Regions from separate parts of the Homo sapiens genome. Here regions 1, 2 and 3 are each linked to region 4. Evidence: chromatin contacts called from ENCODE Hi-C or POLR2A ChIA-PET data. All regions are on one chromosome and are shown on one strand. The core of a region is the stretch at or near the end of the contact, and the rest is flanking DNA. Distances in the headings are between cores, read along the strand shown.

What was found. Hi-C counts contacts between places; a loop is a spot of excess contacts on that map. ChIA-PET counts read pairs that join two places held with the same protein, here RNA polymerase II (POLR2A). Pooled maps may share reads with other maps.
Region 1: a loop to region 4 is called in a pooled map, with 2.5 times the contacts of the local background. The contact joins two enhancer-like sites. A Hi-C loop is called at or near these places in 7 of 50 pooled maps. POLR2A ChIA-PET finds 5 or more read pairs at or near these places in 3 of 52 experiments (T-cell, activated T-cell and naive thymus-derived CD4-positive, alpha-beta T cell).
Region 2: a map of CD8-positive, alpha-beta T cell shows a loop between it and region 4 (12-fold over the local background). The contact joins two enhancer-like sites. A Hi-C loop is called at or near these places in 52 of 168 maps with a recorded cell type or tissue (B cell, CD4-positive, alpha-beta T cell, CD4-positive, alpha-beta memory T cell and 31 more), 37 of 37 single-sample maps with no recorded cell type and 37 of 50 pooled maps. POLR2A ChIA-PET finds 5 or more read pairs at or near these places in 17 of 52 experiments (B cell, CD4-positive, alpha-beta T cell, CD4-positive, alpha-beta memory T cell and 12 more).
Region 3: a loop to region 4 is called in a map of CD8-positive, alpha-beta T cell, with 2.6 times the contacts of the local background. The contact joins two enhancer-like sites. A Hi-C loop is called at or near these places in 25 of 168 maps with a recorded cell type or tissue (B cell, CD4-positive, alpha-beta T cell, CD4-positive, alpha-beta memory T cell and 15 more), 35 of 37 single-sample maps with no recorded cell type and 27 of 50 pooled maps. POLR2A ChIA-PET finds 5 or more read pairs at or near these places in 9 of 52 experiments (CD4-positive, alpha-beta T cell, CD4-positive, alpha-beta memory T cell, OCI-LY7 and 6 more).

Annotation. Positions count from the first base shown.
Region 1 is chr1:101,387,552-101,390,379 of GRCh38, forward strand. No RefSeq gene overlaps it. Among named protein-coding and RNA genes, the nearest start is that of LINC01307, 65 kb to the left of the region's middle. Within about 2 kb of position 1,525, at least 3 of the 41 ENCODE cell types and tissues checked have a DNase peak (open chromatin) inside an H3K27ac peak, as active enhancers do.
Region 2 is chr1:101,284,692-101,287,786 of GRCh38, forward strand. No RefSeq gene overlaps it. Among named protein-coding and RNA genes, the nearest start is that of LINC01307, 38 kb to the right of the region's middle. Within about 2 kb of position 1,449, at least 2 of the 41 ENCODE cell types and tissues checked have a DNase peak (open chromatin) inside an H3K27ac peak, as active enhancers do; they include CD8-positive, alpha-beta T cell and natural killer cell, where a contact is called at or near this core.
Region 3 is chr1:100,926,072-100,929,005 of GRCh38, forward strand. All of the region lies in intron 8 of SLC30A7 (solute carrier family 30 member 7), which reads left to right. Among named protein-coding and RNA genes, the nearest start is that of SLC30A7, 31 kb to the left of the region's middle. Within about 2 kb of position 1,425, at least 4 of the 41 ENCODE cell types and tissues checked have a DNase peak (open chromatin) inside an H3K27ac peak, as active enhancers do; they include CD8-positive, alpha-beta T cell and natural killer cell, where a contact is called at or near this core.
Region 4 is chr1:101,135,527-101,138,226 of GRCh38, forward strand. No RefSeq gene overlaps it. Among named protein-coding and RNA genes, the nearest start is that of S1PR1-DT, 100 kb to the right of the region's middle. Within about 2 kb of position 1,450, at least 3 of the 41 ENCODE cell types and tissues checked have a DNase peak (open chromatin) inside an H3K27ac peak, as active enhancers do; they include CD8-positive, alpha-beta T cell and natural killer cell, where a contact is called at or near this core.

The sequences.
Region 1 (2,828 bases), core at 275-2,774, 250 kb after region 4:
ATGCTCTGGAGACATTTCCCCATTGTCCTAGGGATTAACATTCAGCTCCTTGTTACATATGCAAATTTCTGCAGCTGGCTTGAATTTCTCCTCAGAAAATGGGATTTTCTTTTCTATCACATTGTCAGGATGCAAATTTTCCAAACATTTATGTTGTTTCCCTTATAAAACTCAATGTCTTTAATAGCACCCAAGTCACCTCTTGAATGCTTTGCTGCTTAACAATTTATTCTGCCAGATACCCTAAATCATCCCTCTCAAGTTCAAAGTTCCACAAATCTGTAGGACGGGGCAAAATGCTGCCAGTCTTTTTGCTAAAACATAACAAGAGTCACCTTTACTCCAGTTCCCAACAAGTTTCTCATCTCCATCTGAGACCACCTCAGGCTGGATTTCATTGTCCATATCATTATCAGCATTTTGGTCAAAGCCATTCAACAACTCTCTAGGGAGTTCCAAACTTTCCCACATTTTCCTGTCTTCTTCTGACCCCTCCAACCTGTTCCAACCCCTGCCTGTTACCCAGTTCCAAAGCCACTTCCACATTTTTGGATATCTTTTCAGCAGTGCCCCACTCTACTGGTACCAATTTACTGTATTAGTTCATTTTCATGCTGCTGATAAAGACATACCTGAGACTAGACAATTTACAAAGGAAACAGGTTTAATGGAAAACTCACAGTTCCACATGGCTGGAGAAGCCTCACAATCATGGTGGAAGGCAAGGAGGAGCAAGACACATCTTACATAGATGGCGGCAGGCAAAGACAGAAAGGAGGGAGCTTGTGTAGAGAAATTCCTGTTTATAAAACCATCAGATCTTGTGAGACCCATTTCCTATCATGAGAACAGCATGGGAAAGACCTGCCTCCATGATTCAATTACCTCCCACTGGGTCCCTCCCACAATACATGGGAATTCAAGATGAGATTTGGGTGGGGACACAGCCAAACCATATCAACAACAAACAACATTACTACAGAGTCCAACAATGATAGACTGAGTCTGCAGATGTCAAGTTCAAGAGTTCTCAAAAGAAGCTGGGGTGAAACAGAATAATTGGATACCCCATTTAGGGCCAAGGGCACTCACCAGAGCGAATGTCTCTGGGGCCTGCTCTGAGAAACATGAGAACTAGGTAAGTTTTTACCCACCCACATTATGATTAGAGAGGGATGGATCCAAATGTATAAATCTGAATGTCAGGTGAAGGGTGGTAGAGAATAAATGACAAGGTTAGAATCCAGGAGGGTGGGAACAGGTTAGAGTCTGTGGTGAGAGATGAGTTAGTGGGATTGGTCGAGCACCCTGGATAAAATTCATGAAGGTTTTGGAGGCCTGTTTCCCATGGTGTTGGCAATGTGGGTCAGGCCTGAAAATGTCAAGATCACATTAGGTTAGAGCATTGGTTCTCATACTTTCATATGCATTAGAATCACCTCAGGGCTTGTTAAACTAAATTGTTGGGCCCCAGTCCCAGGGTTTCTGCTTCAGTAGATCTGGGGTAGGGTTTGAAAATTTGCATTTCTAACAAAGTTTCCAGGTGCTGCTAGTCTGGGGACCTCACTTTGAGAACCACTGGATTAGAGAAACAGCTTGCCAAGGGCTGTTAAACTGGTGTTTTTCAATGTATGGTGTGAGGGCCACCTGCTAAGAATCACTGGTGGAGGCTGTTCAAGATGCTAATCTTCTAAGCTCTATCCCCAGAGGTTTGTGTTAGGGGCCTTGGAGAAGAACCTGCAAATCTACTTTTTTTTTAAAACAAGTTCTCAAGATGATTCTTATGTTGCTATGGTTTGTGAACCACTCTAAGTCATGTGAAGCTCATTTAAACCATCACTTATCTCTGTGTGCTTTGTGTAGTAAGCAGGCTACTGCAGTGACTCATCACCTTTTGTGGCTGCCACAGTGGCATAGAATCAAGCACTGGGGTTTTGGGAGATTGACAGAGAGGGGTTCAGATCCTGTGTGTGCCACATTCTATTTGGGGGATCTTGGACAAAGAGATTTAATCATTCTGGGCTTCAAGTTCATAATCTGAAAGATGGAATAATGAGACAAGTGTTATGTAATAGTCACCTAACATCATGTCTGATTTTTCTTTTTTAATTTACAAAGGGAAGAGGTTTAATTGACTCACAGTTCCACGTGGCTGAGGAGGCCTCACAATCATGGCAGAAGGCAAAGGAGGAGCAAAGTCACGTCTTACCTGGCAGCAGGCAAGAGGATGTCTGATTCTTAGTAAGCCCTCAATAAGCAGTAGCTCCTCTATGATTTCTTCATATTCTTATTTCCAGCAGTATGATATGTATGATATGCCAGTTGACCCACTGAACAGGCATCTTGCCAGAGGCAGTTTCATATGCTGCTTGACTTGAATCAAGAGAAGGCATCAGAGGAACACTATCACAGAAAAAGATTAAAAAGAACTTTGGGACTTAAAAGGCAGAAGGAGAAAAACTATTCTCTGGATAGTGCTGGTGAAAAGTGAGCAGACAGTGAGATATCATTGGAGCTTGTCTTCTGCATGTTTGGTTGTAACTCCTGTCTTCATTCATAATGCCTCACATCTCCTCCTGACACATGGCCGGGACTCTGTTTGTGATGAATGTTTGTACACATGGAGGAGGGAGGTACATATGCTGTACATGCTTAGAGGTAGATACTTACAGGGAGCAGAAGAAGTGTGGGTGGTCAGCCAAAATGAGGAAAATACTTCTGAAACTTAAAACAGACCATGAAATCAAATAAAGCCTGGAAATATTGTAAGTGTGGTCCCCAAATTTAGCACCACTGTGTTGACTTATTTTACTGCTCTGCGTCTATCT
Region 2 (3,095 bases), core at 199-2,698, 150 kb after region 4:
TTAGCAGAAGAGGAAATGAGAACACACAGATAGACAGCAGAGGTGCCAACATAACAGAGGAAAGGCCACGTGAAGACACAGCAAGGAGGTGGCCGTCTCCAAGCCAAGGAGAGAGGAGAAACCAAACCCGCTGACACCTTGATCTTGGACTTCCAGCTTCCAGAGCTGCAAGAAATAAATTTCTGTTGTTTAAACCACTCAATCTGTCATCTTTTGTTATGGCAGCCCTAGCAAACTAATATAGTAGACCATTTTGGAACACCTTTAAACATGTTAGAAATACTCATTTCTAACTAGAAAATATTAGTCACATAACAATTAGTTACATAACTTCCATACTGTCTCAGTAATAATAATATTAAAGATGACTCACACCTACTGAGCCTTCACCGTGTGCCAGACACCATGTAAATGTCCTACTTCATTTAATCCTCATAAAATGCCTCCAAATAAACAAATAGGGAAGAAGAAATAGCTCTTCCTTACAGTAGAATTTCAGTTGATACATGTAGAAGGAATCAGAAAAATAGAAGATTAATATTTGGCAAATGCCATAGTAGTAATTGCTGTAGGCAAGCCCCATGGATGGATACTATAATTAGTTGGTGAAAGTATGAGAAATAGAATATTTGTATAGTCTCAAAGTATCTCCCTAAAAGATATTTACTAATTACAAAGGGAAAAAATAGTAAGCTTAACAGTGGAGAAACCCAACATACATCACTTTAACCAAGTGGTCAAGAATAACCTCATCAATAATAGGACATACCAAGATCATGTACCTCCAGATATGATGCACTGAGAAGGGCACAATATCCTATTTGTGCCATTCTTGCCAAAAATGCATAACTTCAATCTATTCATGAGAAAACCTGGGGGACATTTTGAAAATAACTGTCCTGGATTTTCCAAAACTATCACTGATTGAAGAAGATGAAGAAGATATAATAGCTAAATGCAATATGAGATCCTGGATTGGATCAAAAAAAAGAAATCTGTGGGAAAACTGGTGAAATTCAAACAAGGTCTGTAGATTTGGTTAATATTGTTGTATCAATGTCTATTTCCTGGTTTTGATAATTGCATTACATTTATGTAAGATACTAATATTTCAATAAACTGGGTGAAGTGTATATAGAAACTACAATTTTTGCAACTTTACTGTAAGTCTAAAGTTATTTCAAAGTAGAATTTCTTAAAAAAACCTTCATGTTCTAATGAGTGTACAGTTTCCGTTATGCAAGATGAATAAGTTTTAGAGATCTGCTGTGCAACATTAATGTATTGTGCACTTATGAATTTGTCAAGAGGGCAGATCTCATGGTAAGTACTCTTACCACAGTAAAAAACAAACAAATAAAAATCCCTTTTAACTAGGTGCTATTAATATTTTCTCAAGTAAGTTGGCTTACTCAGGGTGAGACAACTTGTTAAGGGTGGAGCAAAGCTATGTACTCAGGCTGTCTGACTCTAGAGCTTATCCTGTACCCTATGATATATCCTCTTAGTACTTTTAGGAGACAGTGGAATTGTTAGCTTAGTTTTAATTTTTCATAGACTTGTATTCCTTTAGTCCTATGTTATAAAAAGCTTTTTCTAAATCATCCTGCCTCCCTTTAGTCCATGTGGAGGAGATTCTGGCAGAGTTGTTGAGTCAGAAGAAATACAAGCATGAGTAGGACACTGTACTGGAAACCATTGCCCACACAAAGAAGTAGCCGACTTCTCTGCTCTCCTCAGGAACTTACAAAGAGCTGAGACAGACAAAAGACAACTAACAATACAGAGCAGAAAACAAGCACCAACAAAGTAGTAGAGGCTCTGTGTGCCATGGGATGTTAGAGGAGAGAGGCCTGGTATAAGCTTCCTGATGGAAGGAGGAGGTGACATTTGACCTGAGCCTTCAGGAATGAGAAAGATTGCCAAAAAAAAAAAAAAAAAAAAAACAAGAAAAAGAAAAAGAAAAAAGGAAAACCATGGGGAAGAACATTGTAGATAGATAGAGAAATTGCAGCCATCGGAGGTCTGTTGCCTTGCCACCTGTTGCCCCTCATGTGCAGCAAGTCAATAGATCGAGACATGGGGTTGCAGCAGAGAATGAGGTTTAATAACAGGACCACCAAATGAGGACATTGGAAGGAACCTCAAATCCACCTCCTAAAGGAATTTGTGGCTAGGGGTTATAGAGGTTTGGGAGTAGGCTGAAATTTGGAGATCATTGATTGATCAAAGAGTGGAGGGTGAAGTCAGGGCAAGGAGATGAAGAAGCTGTATTTTCATGCCAATTCCATTCCTCCTCAGTGGGGGTCTTCAAACTGGTTAGCATCAGCTATTTTGCTGGAATTTGGGATCTGAAAAACATCTTAAACGGTTCCTAAACAAAAGCCTTATGATTCTAATGTCAGAGATCCTGTCTACAGGAGCAGTGGAGATGCAAATCAATTCTTAAAGTCTTATGATCCTAATGCCAGAAATACTATCTAGGCTGGGCTGAGAGACTGAGGCAGGAGGATCGCCGGAACCCAGAAGTTTGAGACCAGCCTGGGCAACGTGGCAAGACCTTAATTCTACAATTAAAAAAAAAAAATTAGATGAGCATGGTGGCATGCACCTGTAGTCCCAGTTACCCTGGAGGCTAAGGTGGGAGGGATCACTTGAGCCCAGGAGGTCAAGGCTGCAGCAAGCTGCGATTGTGTCACTGCATTCCAGCCTGGGTGACAGAGTAAGACCCTGTCTCAAAAAAATAAATTAATAAATTAATAATAATAATAAAAAAAGAAATCCTATCTATAGGAACGATGGGGATGCCAATGATCAATATCTAGTGCTACGTTATTTTCAGCAACAAGAAAGTGGATCAAATTACAGCTTGATTAATATTTCATTACATCTATATTTCTGTTCAGAACCCAGCATGCAATTCTTGTCGACTCTGTGAGGACAGTTCCAAAATGACTTAGGGAAAAATAAATGGAGGGCCGAGCATGGTGGCTCATGCCTGTAATCCCAGCACTTTGGGAGGCCGAGGTAGGTGGATGATCTGAGGTCAGGAGTTTGAGACCAGCCTGGCCAAGATGGCGAAACCCTGTCTCTAC
Region 3 (2,934 bases), core at 175-2,674, 210 kb before region 4:
GGCTTCCAAGGTAAAACTTATTTGTCATCCTTGTCTAGGTCCTACTGACCTACTTATAAACTTCTCTGTAACTTACATAGATACATAGTTTCAGGTCATATGATTGGATTTCTTTTTGTTATTGTTAAGCTTTGATATTTTTATTATTTGCTCTTGTTTTTCTGATAACCAAAGTAATACTTTGCATTGCTATAAAGATATACCTGAGACTGGGTAGTCTATAAAGAAGAGAGGTTTTATTGGCTCACAGTTCCGTAGGCTTTACAGAAAGCATAGTGCTGGCATCTGCTTAGCTCCTGGGGAGGCCTCAGGAATCTTACAGTCATGGTGGAAGGTGAAGGCAGAGCAGGCATGTAGCGTGGTGAAAGAGAGAGAGAGAAAAAACAATGACTAAATCTGGAAATAAGTCACTATTGTGAAGACAGCACCAAGCCATGAGGGATCTGTCCCCATGATCCAAACACCTCCCACCAGGCCCCACCTCCAGCACTGGGGATTACAATTCAGCATGAGTTTTGGGCAGGCACACATATCTAAACTATATTAACATTCTTATTGTGAAAATTTTAAACATTACTGAAATGTATAACTTACCTATTAAAAGGTTCTCATAAGCCCACCCTTTGAAGGTAACAGAAAAGTTTCATGTATCTTAAAATTCAACAAATGTTTTAGTACCCACTCTGTGCCAGGCAAATAGCCTACCCTCATGGAGCTTACATTTTAATAGGGAGACAGTCAATAAAGCAAACGAACATGCAAATAGATAATGGACTGTCAGTTGGTGACAAATGCCATAGAGTAGGCTAAGATGCTATTTTAGAAGGGCTTGGAAAGTCTTCTGCATAGGGTAATATTGGAGCAGAGACTAAATGGTGGAGGAGAGGAATATGGGACTGTTCAGAGGAAGAATATCCCTGGTGAGGGAACTTCAAGTATAAACACACTGAGGCAGGAGCATGCCAGATACAAGGATGACAAGAAGGGCAGTGTAACTGGAGCGCAATGAGCAGGGCAGAGAGTGGTAGATACATGTTTATATATCTGCATCTCTAGAGTTCAGGGAGCAGGTTGGGGTGGAAGATAGAAATTTGGGTGTCATCAGATTATATATGTTGTTTAAAGCCATATTTAATAGACAGTTTATTCTGAGACCGAGTATTGATAGAGGAGGGGAGGCCTGAGAACTGAGCCCTGGGGTTGGTCAGGAGGCAGGTGCAACCAAGAAGAGTAAAGTGGAATGACCAGCGAGGTGGGAAGAAAGATACAACCATATGTTGTTTTAGAAGCCTTGTAAAGAAACCTGTTAAACAGGAAGGACTAATCAACTCTGCTAAATGCTGCTGGGACTAAGAAGAGTGATGAGAATGAAAGCCTGATCAGACAGAGTAGCTTCGAGAGAGAATGGGAGGGGAGGAAATGGAGATAGCAACTAAGTCAACTCCTTTTCAAAGCCTTTTGCTGTAAAGGGGAGCAGTGTGATTGCCTGGCAGCACAGAGGGCCCACTTTGAGGTTTGTGGTCATGAATTTAAAGTGCAAACAACCAGAATAGTTGTGTTTTTCTTCAGTCTTGTTCAGCTACTTGGTAAGAGGTATGGAATAGACAGAGAGTTAGATTTAACAGGTTTGGGGTTTTGTCAGGTGAGTACTGACAGTGAGAAAGGGGCAAGGCAGGGATTAGAGTGGTGAGAAATTAAGATATAAAGGTAATTGATGCATGCTTTAAAAAAAAGTGTTAGGTTCAGTGGTCTAATCCACTTAGTGGCCTAAGATAGGGTCAATCTAATCCACTGAGCCTATCTTCCCTGTTTGGGAAGAAGTATTAAGAATGGAGGTATTAGGGGAATTGATCCAGAAATAGAAAGGGTTGTTCAGATTATGAGATGCTTGGAATTGAGATCTTAAGGCTTAAGGTGTGATTATAGGGGCAGAAGATAAGCTTAGCATATAGAGACCTGATGATGGGTGGATTGCCCACATGGATAATTTAAATCAAGAATAATGAAAAGAGTAGAGGTGGAAAGATAATAAGCCCATTACCAAATTTTTCAGTGACTGAAGGGGGGCAATCAGGAATTGTAACCCTGGTAATCAAGATGGGTAGAGGGTGTAATGATCTAATGGCACGGGCCTTAAGGAAACTGTGCTGTAGGGAAGAAGTAGTAGGAACTGTGATAAATAGTGGTAGTGACAAGCAAGAAGGACATCTGCCTCACCACAAGCCCCAACAGTACTGGAGTGTAGGAGAGAAAACGGCGCTTCTTAATAGTGCTCTAGGGAAGACAGTGCCCTCCATTGGTCAGTTTTCAGGTAGAGCATGAACATGCTATGTGGCTATTTAGAGAAGAGGCTGAGGATTTAATGAAATTGCATATTTAAAAGTAGTTTTTTTAATTATGGGAATAATTATGTTGACAAAGAAACTTGGTAAAATATAGAAAAAGATAAGGAAAAATTACCATAAGAGACCCATGTTAATATTTTTGTGGGTTTTCTTTTGGATTTTTTCTTTTATTCTGAGATTATTTTATTTTATTTTTCATAATATTTTTGTTTGTATTATGCATATGACATATTCTTTGTAAGAAAATTTTTAATAGTTTTCTGATTATAAAATATGATCATGGTAGAAAATTTTGAAAATAGTGGAAAGCATATGAAGTAAAGAAAAACTAGGATCACAACACGCAGAGGTCACATAACCACTGTTAGCAGTATTTCTTTACAATCATTTTTAGGCACATTTTTAAAAAAATTATTGAACTTCTACTATATGTAGATTATTAAGCTTGGTCAGCATCAGAGAGCATTCACAGGTTTCAGATGAAAGGTAATAGTATAGTCATTATTTTAAGTCAATATTAAGTTTTGGATGACTAAGTTGTCAGCAAAGGCTTAGATTCAATGGTAATAAATGACAACAAGGTACAGAG
Region 4 (2,700 bases), core at 200-2,699:
TTTGATTTATTAATAATTAAAATATAGCAATGAAATAGCATTTCACATCTATTAGGAAGGCTACTAAAAAACAAAGAAAATAACAAGTGTTGACAAGGATGTGGAGACATAGGAACTCTTGTGCACTGCCATTGGAAATGTAAAATGGTGCTGCCATTGTGGAATGCAAAATGGCGATTCATCAAAAAATTTAACATGGAATTCTCATACTATTCAGCGATTCCACTTGTATGTCTATACACAAAAAAATTAAAAGTAAAGACTGAACAGATATTTGTACACCAATGTTTATAAGAGTATCATTCACAATAGCCAAAAATGGAAATGACCCAAAGAACAATCAATGGATAAATGAATCAGCAAAATGTGGTATATACATACATACAATGCAATATTTTTGGCTTTCAAAAAATTAAAATTCTGATACCTACTACAACATGGATGAACCTTGAGGACATTATGCTAAGTGAAATAAGCCAGACACAAAGGACAAATGTGATTCCTCTTATCTGAGGTACCTGGAATAGTCAAATTCATAGAAACAGAAAGTAGAATAGTGGCTTCCAGGAGGTGTGGGGAAGGGATAACAAGGAGCTATTTTTTACTGAATACAAAGTTTCTATTTGGGATGATAACAAAGGTTTTGGAGATGAATACTGGTGATATTTGCACAACGACATGAATGTATGTAACGCTGTTGAATTGTACACATAAAAATGGTTAAAATGGTAAATTTTATGTACCTTTTCCTACAATTAAAAACATTAAAAAAAAATCGAATTTTTCAAAACTTTCATTTCTTTAGTGTTCTGGAAGAATTTACTCTGTCCTAAATGATACAAGGGAATGGGAACTAACTGAAGCACGTGATCTCTTGGCAAAATCAGAGATGTCAACGGGCAATTTGAAGCCTCTGGGTGAAAAGAAATAGAGAGCATCTGTAGATGTGAGGGTGATCTGCTGCAAAACCTGTCCCTCTAGTGATTGCAGAAATTCCTTCCTTCCTTGTCTGTTTGCATCTCCCCAGATGTATGGCAGTGGAGTGTGAGTTTCTCAGCTTGAACTGGACTCTTCATACTTCTGTTAATGGAAACATAAATACAGTGCACCCAATAACAAAATAGAACTATTCCTAGAAAAAAAAAATGTTTAAAATACATACATTCATAGAGTAATTATAAAGCAATCCAAACGCTGAATAACAGACAAAAGCAACTCAAGATCAGAACAAAGCTTTTGGGACCTCTAACAGGGAAATATGTGTATGATTGTTAAGCTCCAAAGTAAATAAAGCATGAAAACCCAAAACTGCTTATCTGTGTGGTTTTCATAGTGTCAATATATATGCAGAGTTGGTCTGACTGCACTGAAAGCCATTAAAGGTCATGGAAGTAAAAACAAAAGTCAGACTGTCTGTGTGAAACTTTGGCAAGCAAATGCCAACTTTCTTCAACATTTTCTCAGTTCTGAAGAAGTGAGCGAGAGGTGGCAGTAATGGTCTTTCTCTCTCTCTCTCTGTCTCCCCCTCCCTCCCTCTCTCTCTCAATTGTAAATTAAACCATTATTTTCTTTGTGCCCCCACAAATAGAATTCAATATTACAGTGAAATTTGCCAATGAAAGAGATGACCTGTTCCTTTTAATATCTGTTTATTTTCATGCATATTGCACCAAAGTTAAAATGAGAACTTTGTCCTTTTAAATTGACCTGCTTTGGGGAAAAAATAGGCACTCTCTTAGAAATGGCCTCCTCCTCGTCAAATTAAAATTGCTTCAGATCAGCGAAGACCACAAGAATACTCACTGTAGCCACATAGAATCAGGATGCCAGAAATAGCAAATCACACATTTTTCTTTAGTTGTGCAAGACAGCTTTTTAGTACAGATCAGGAAGCTGCTGAAATGTTAGGTTGATATGGGTGACAAATTATATTGGTTGAAAAAGTAGCTACACTCAGTGGGATGAATTTGCCTAGGTATTTACATTTACTCAGCAACTGGGTACTGAGGATAGCGTTTTGTTTTGTTTTGCAGAGGGGTGGAAAAGTATGGAAATGAAGCAGTATGTTAATTCTACAAGCATTTAAGGAATGATTACTGTATGTGGGACACTATGCTAGGTACAGTTGTGAGTTACTTAAAGCTCACAAGTGTTGAGTAATTTCCCCCAAGGTCTCATTGCTAATAAATAACAGAACATAGGCGTTTGTAATTCTAAAGTCCATGTTTTTAACCTCTATTCTATGTTAGTGCTCAATTACATTTGTTAAAAGGGCAAGGTTCTGCATTATATGTTCCTCTATCTGGACTCCCCCCATAACACCTGGATCAGTCTTCCCCAATACAGTTTCCCTTTCCTCAGTCCTCTTCTACGAACCAAGACATTCAACAGGTCTTACTCATTGACCCTAAGTTCCATATACCTGTGTTGCTGCTACTACAACTACTATTGCTACAGTTAATAGCACTAGTTCTATTACAATGTTACTGTTACTAACAATGAGAATTGATAAAATTCATTGAGTACTTACTGTATGGATGGAACTCTGAAAAGAATTTTGCACTTGATCTTAGCCAAAAGCCCAAGAAGTGATTGCTAAGGATTTTGTAAGCCTTATTTCATGTAACACTTTCAGTAGTAGTTGGAGATGCATGCGCTGGAAATAGACTTTTCTGGGGTTAGGTGCTAGCCTCTTTATTC